Linked DNA regions of Mus musculus: region 2 is linked to region 1. The links are chromatin loops, found by intact Hi-C in ENCODE. Cell type or tissue: heart. All regions are shown on one strand. Links, peaks and the distances in the headings refer to the core of each region. The heading gives the core; the rest is flanking DNA.

What was found. Hi-C counts contacts between places; a loop is a spot of excess contacts. Peaks named below come from ENCODE experiments on the same cell type or tissue, not always from the same donor. Only the 100,000 strongest peaks of a DNase experiment are listed, where the experiment ranks them.
Region 2: it touches region 1 in a loop (9-fold over the local background); 35 of 42 quality-filtered maps call a loop at or near these places.

The regions. Positions count from the first base shown.
Region 1 is chr7:75,109,092-75,112,402 of GRCm38, forward strand. No RefSeq gene overlaps it. Among named protein-coding and RNA genes, the nearest start is that of 4930533N22Rik, 81 kb to the left of the region's middle. In heart, for the core only: a CTCF peak has its summit at 1,745 (motif pointing left); no DNase peak of the experiment used is centred there.
Region 2 is chr7:74,369,612-74,372,922 of GRCm38, forward strand. All of the region lies in intron 2 of Slco3a1 (solute carrier organic anion transporter family, member 3a1), which reads right to left. Among named protein-coding and RNA genes, the nearest start is that of Slco3a1, 180 kb to the right of the region's middle. In heart, for the core only: a CTCF peak has its summit at 1,772 (motif pointing right); a DNase peak (open chromatin) is centred at 1,790; H3K27ac peaks cover 775 bases.

The DNA of each region.
Region 1 (3,311 bases), core at 500-2,999:
GAGTCTAACCTCTTGAGTTCTTTATATATATTGGATATTAGCCCCCTATCTGATTTATGATTGGTAAAGATCTTTTCCCAATCTGTTGGTTGCCTTTTTGTCTTATTGACAGTGCCCTTTGTCTTATAGAAGCTTTGCAATTTTATGAGGTCCCATTTGTCAATTCTTGGTCTTACAGCACAATCCACTGGTGTCCTGTTCAGGAATTTTTCCTGTGTCCATGATATAAAATACCTTGGTGTGACTCTAACCAAGCAAGTGAGAGATCTGTATGACAGGAACTTTAAGTCTCTGAAAAAACAAATCGAAGAAGATCTCAGAAGATGGAAAGTTCTCCCATGTTCATGGATTGGCAGGATTAGTATAGTAAAAAATGGCTATCTTGCCGAAAGCAATCTATAGGTTCAATGGAACCCCCATCAAAATTCCAACTCAATTCTTCACCAAGTTAGAAAGGGCAATTTGCAAATTCATCTGGAATAACAAAAAACCTAGGATAGCAAAAACTATTCTCAACAATAAAAGAACCTCTGGTAGAATCACCATCCCTGACCTCAAAGCTGCACTACAGAGCAATTATGATAAAACCTGCCTGGTACTGATACAATGACAGACAGGTAGATCAATGGAATAGAATTGAAGACCCAGAAATGAACCCACATACATATGGTCACTTGATCTTTGACAAAGGAGCTAAAACCATCCAGTGGAAAAAAAGACAGCATTTTCAACAAATGGTGCTGGTTCAACTGGTGGTCAGCATGTAGAAGAATGCAAATTGATCTATTCTTATCTCCATGTACAAAGATCAAGTCTAAGTGGATCAAGGAATGCCACATAAAACCAAAGACACTGGAACTTATAGAGGAGAACGTGGGGAAGAACCACACAAGTCTTATGCGCACTTTCTTGCATCCAATCTTCTTTGCCTGTGCTCTGGTTGGTATCCATTCCTGGGTGGGCATTGTTCTCACCCTAGAAATTCAAACTTGTGGTCATGTTCCAGACTCTTTGTTTAAAGCTTTTCTATGTTAAATATAAAGCAACTGGGATCAAGTAACTAGTCCTAGACCTCAAAACCTTTCTCTAGATGATATAAGTACACTCACACCCAAGAGACTGTGCTGGGGCTCCCAAGAGGAACTTCTTCTGGTCTATGATATTACCTTTTCATGAATCAGCTCAGCTGTGGGAGGAAAAATGTCCCATGATGATGGCCATTACGATGACCATCAGCTAGGTCAGTGGCTATCTGGTTTTTAAATAGAGCTATGTCAAGAGCCTCCTCCCATATGTGTAAGAGTTCAGGCTTTGAGGGGAGGTCTTCTTGCTTAAACACATTATTCTCATGAATTTCCAGGGATACCCAAAGGGTTTTGTTATAAGAAATTAACCAATGTCAGGAAACAGTAAAAAGCTGGTGAAATAAGCCTAGGTTCAAACTCAGCTGTATACTATGGTGCAGGGCAGGTCCACACAAATGTTTAACAAATGGTTACTGATCTACAATTCCTCCAGAGAAATTTCCTTATTTCAGATCTGAGCAGACAAGGAGTCTGAAGGAATTCCTTCAGAAAATGTCTTTTGGAATCGTCTTCACATTCACAGATATCCTAAAGAATAGAGTGATGGGAAATAAACATTTCCCCAAGGCTGTCTTCTTCTGCTGGATAGGGACTGGGTGACAAAGCTAACCAACCTCCGAGTAAAGACTGTCTTGCATGGTCCAGGTAGCTTCTGCCCTCTAGTGTTTGTATCGGAATAAAACAGCCTTAGACTTAAGTTTTTAATTAGCCGCGTGCTTCAGCAGCCTTGGCAGGTAGCTTCTCTTTGGAAACACTGCCAGGAAGGTTACCTCAGTGGAGTTGACTCATGGTGCCTCTGAAGCTTCCAATCATCCCATTCACACTGTGCTTCCGTGCTTGCTGAAATACGGAAGGCCTTCCATACCAGCTAAGATGACCTGAGCACCATGCTGCTGAAACTTTACAACCACCCAAACCATGAGCCATAGATATCTCTTCTCATTACACATTAACTGTCAGCAAAATTCTGCTATAGAACCACACAACGGACGAAGGCAGTCGTACGAATATACTTTCTCCTTTCTCAAACACTGGCACTATCTCCCACCAAAGAATAAAATCTGTTAGCCCTTCAGATCTTCTCTGTAGAGCCCAAAACTTTGCAAACTTAGGACATGACTTTGGAAGGAGGAGAAGGCAAAAGATCACAACCATGCGTTACTATAAATGATAAACCATCAAACTTCCAGGGCCCTTTCTGGTACCTTGTTCTGTTTACCCCACCAAGAACAACACATGGGGACATTTCTAGTCTACTAAGATTGCAGAGCTCCAGGATTCATCTGGGCCATGATTTTGCATAGAAAAATAACCTGAAATAGCTCCACTCTTGACGCTTAAAGTGTACTTACCTTCCATGTTACTCTTTGACCCATTTAAAATAAAGAAAATGAGAAATTTGCATAAGGTATCTGATAAATATTTCAGTCTTTAAAGTATCTTTTCCTGTCTCACGCCTATGTTAAAATAGCTCAGATTCAATAAATAAATTAGGCTTTAAAAAACATGTATATGTACATACTTAGCATGTATATTAGACAAAAAATTGTATGTCTCTCTCTGTCTAGTATGTGTGTGTATTATATGAGACATTTTTCCTGTTTCTGTATGTCATAAGTATCTACATTGTGTTTCCCACAATATAATTTTTAAATGTTGAGCTTCCTTTCAAGCCATCTATTCATCACCCAGGATGGGCACGCACACAGTCAGAGTTCCGTATGCAACATGCTTTCTCTGGCTCACTAGTCACAGCTGAGCAACACACTACCAAAATGCTTTGACAATCATGAGCTATAACAATGTTATATTTCCACTGTTCAAAGTGAAGAACACAGGTTGTTTTTAAAGGGAACCTTCTGAAAACCATCAGAACAGTGCCAGTAAACACGTCCCATGCATTCTAACGGAAGCGCTCCCACTTCAGGACTCTGTGGATAAGTAAAAATTGGCAATGCTTTGGGAGGACTTTAACCAATGTGACTCCTTTCCCATCCATTTGACAATTGCTTAACAGTTTGTTTTCTATTCATTTGAAAACCATTCTTTTGTGATATGATGCTCTTGGTAGGCCATTTTATTTATTTACTTTTAGGCTGACAAGTCCAAGTTACACGTATGTATGGTGCAACATTCTCTGATCTATAGACCTATAGATCTATAAATCTACATGACGATGAACTACAGAGACAATGACAGTCCCCTAAGATTAGGTTGCCTGGTAAC
Region 2 (3,311 bases), core at 391-2,890, 740 kb before region 1:
CCTTGGGCTATCCTTAAACCCGGAATGATGCCAATGCATTGCCTGGTGATGCAAGAAGATGCCACTGGTGGGGCAGAGGACGGAACCATGAAGTCCTATACGAGGGAAGCCCATCCTAATACACAAACAAGAAGGGCATGGAGTCCTGTGTGTGACTTCAGTCACCTTCACAGAGCTTTTGTTTGTAGAGGCACTGAGGTCCCCTTTGGTTTCCCATTGTCCATACCCGCAGCCTCCAGAAGGGGGCAACTGAGAGACAGAAAGACCTAAAGTGGGCCATTTAGTGGCAAGGCCAATAAGTAGTCTTAGCAGTAGTCAGTGAAGCAAAGCAGTGATCCAAGCTTATCTTGATAGAAGCTGGGCTGCTTCTGCCCACATCTGCATATTGATGCGTTGGCTATAAGCTGTATGTCAATGCTAAGCTGTTACTGCTGTCTACATAGGTTTTCCAACCCAGCAAAGAAAAACTTCTCTCATTCCCCCTACCTTTCATGACAGTAAGACCACATGCCCCTTAGATGACTGGCCTCCATGAACCTGTGTCGAGGAGATTGAGTCAAATGACTTTCCTCCACAAAGGTGAGAGCATGTCATGGCCCTCTCCCAGAGCCCTTGGGTTCCACACTTGAATACACCTCAAAATATGACTCTATTTGGAGACAAGCCCTTAAAAGGGGCAATTAAACAAGGTTCGGATGATGGGTTCTCCATCCTGATTACTTTGCATATAAGAGGAGATTTGGACACACAGAACGACACCAAGGCCACACGCATAAAAGAAAGATTGTGTGAATACATGGACCATCTGCAAGGCAAGGAAAGGGGACTCAGTCTCCACCCTTGCCTATACCTCCATGTTGGAATTCAACCACCAGGACTGTATAAGTAAATGTCTATAATTTAAGTTTATAGTATTATGTCTTAGAATGTCATATGTCATATGTCTTAGAGCCTAGGTGAACTTCCTAAGCTCCAGAAAAGCGGCTTTCCCACCCAAGGTGGCAATTTCTCTAGGAGCGTTACCTGCTGGAGTGGTCCCATCTGCCGATGCCTGTCTCTCTGTGCATTTTCAATGTACTTAAGACGCCGCCATGAGTTTTCTCCATAGTCTTTGGGAGATGGCATGCTACACAGTACTGTGGTGGAGTCCACCAAGCTTCATATTGCTGCAAGGGCCAGCTCAGGTCCTTGGAAGTCCGCAGAACTCAGTGTCAGAGATCAGGTTCCACCCTAGTGGGAAGGACTCCTACAGGTAAAACTGAAGACCGGATAAGTACTCCTTATTCAGTCACTCTCATGCTTACATGTTCACACAGTTGGGACAGGGTGACCCGAGGCTGTCTTCACCGTAGGGAGCAGAAGCCCACGGCTACCTCAGTTTAACCCTCAGCAGGCAGCAGTAATTCAGCATCCAAACTGATCCTCAGTAAATGCTTTCTGGGTGTCAGGGCTTTGAATACTGTTTAATCCCCACAATAGCACCGAGACATACATGAAGACTGTGACACAGGAACATTTGGGGACCAGCCTGCAGGCAAGGGGAAAGGGTGGCAGAATGGCTTGACCCACAGACATTCTTCTAGTAAGTTCTTAAGGGAACAGTCTCTCTGTAGGGCTCTGAAAATGAGGCTTTGACCACAGCCCAACTGTTGTTGAGACCCCATGTCACGAGGGAGACTGAACAGGGGTTCCACTTGGGACAGGCTTGCCCATCTAATCCACCTCAGCATCTCCTTGGGAATAGTGGCAAAGAGCAGGTATCTGAAGTCGTCACTAGAGGGAACCAGAAGCCTTCATATGACAGAGACTGTCCCCTCTCTGATGTGGAGCATGCTCTCCATGGCAAGGCTGGAGGGTTACCAGCTCCTAGGAAGGTGGCCTGCAGCCTAGAGGTCACCAAGGCTTGGGTGATTATTATTATAATAACTGCTTGGATATCTGCAGTTATTAGTGAATGTCTTCATCAAATGCCTAAGGCAGGAAGAGAGGTCCTTACCCCAACCGGCTCTAACCTTGCAGTCAGCACTTATCTAGATCAGCCTTTGGAAAAGTTAGCAACTCAAACCCTCCTCTTTAAAAACCCTCAGGGTGTTGATAATTCATAATCAACGCTCAGAATGACCTAGTGTATCTATAAATTCTGGGTATATTCTCTAAAAGTAGGCTGGAGATGCCAGGCCAGGCAGGAACAGGAGCAGGAGCTGGGGCAGAGGTCAACATTCTGCTGAGTGCACACTGCAGGGTGAGACTGCTCCAGCTCCGTGCTGAGGCAGGAATCCCACCATCAGAACAACTCTGCACCCAGAAGCATTAATAAGCAACAGGGGCTAAGCTGCAGCTGCAGAAATTCCTCCTGGCTAGGAAGCAGGGCTGATGTCTCCAGGCCCCAATGGAAAGAAGCAGACTGGAGAGGTGACAGCCAGGTGAGCCAACTGTAGGGAGCAGCTGTGATCTCGAACCTTCCCAACCCCACCTACAGCAGTGCCGAGATGCCAGGCGTTTTGTTTGAAAAACTGTGGCAGAGAGTCATGGCGTGTGTGAAATGCTAATTTCACCCTGATTTATCACCAAGAAGGACAAGGCTGTTTGCTGACATGACAGACTGGGTGATTTTTGAAGCCTGGCGAAATCCTAGGATGGGTTATTAAACCCTGGATTTATGTGTTCTGTGAGCAGGGAGCTGTTGCTGTCAGGTGTAGACAGAGTTCAGCAAGAGAAAGTCAAGCCAGACCGACTTCATTTCCTCTGTGGTTTTCTGATAGGGTCAGAGGCTGATTAGAGCGGCAGAAAGCCATAAACACATTGAGTGGGGAGGCAAGTACAGACTGGACAAACCGCTTGCTCAGCGCTTAGGAGAGGAAAGATGCATAGGGTCAAAGAAGAGCTAGCTGAAGCATGTTGAACAGGCAAAGCAGGTGTGTGTGTGTGTGGGGGTGGTGGTGGTGGCCAAGCAGAATGGGGTTCTGTGACATGCCTGGTAGCTCTCTCCTATCCTGCTTTCTCTATGTATGCCATGAGACACATCTATCCAACATGATCACTTGAAGACAGAGCACAGATCTAGGATGAATAATCGGCTAAATCCATGGACAGGAGAGTTGTGGTGTACCCACCGTGTACATGCAGGCCTTTTGCGGACAGGCTGGTGAAAGTATGGGGCACTAGAGCTTCCAGGTAGGGAGGGTTTCATTAGACAACAGTCTTGGAATACAACCCAGTCAGAGAAGCAGTTATCCCGAACTCCAATGCAATTTTGATGCATTGACAGAGTTGGGGCAAGGAGTGGGCCCCTTGATCTCACATGAAAAGCC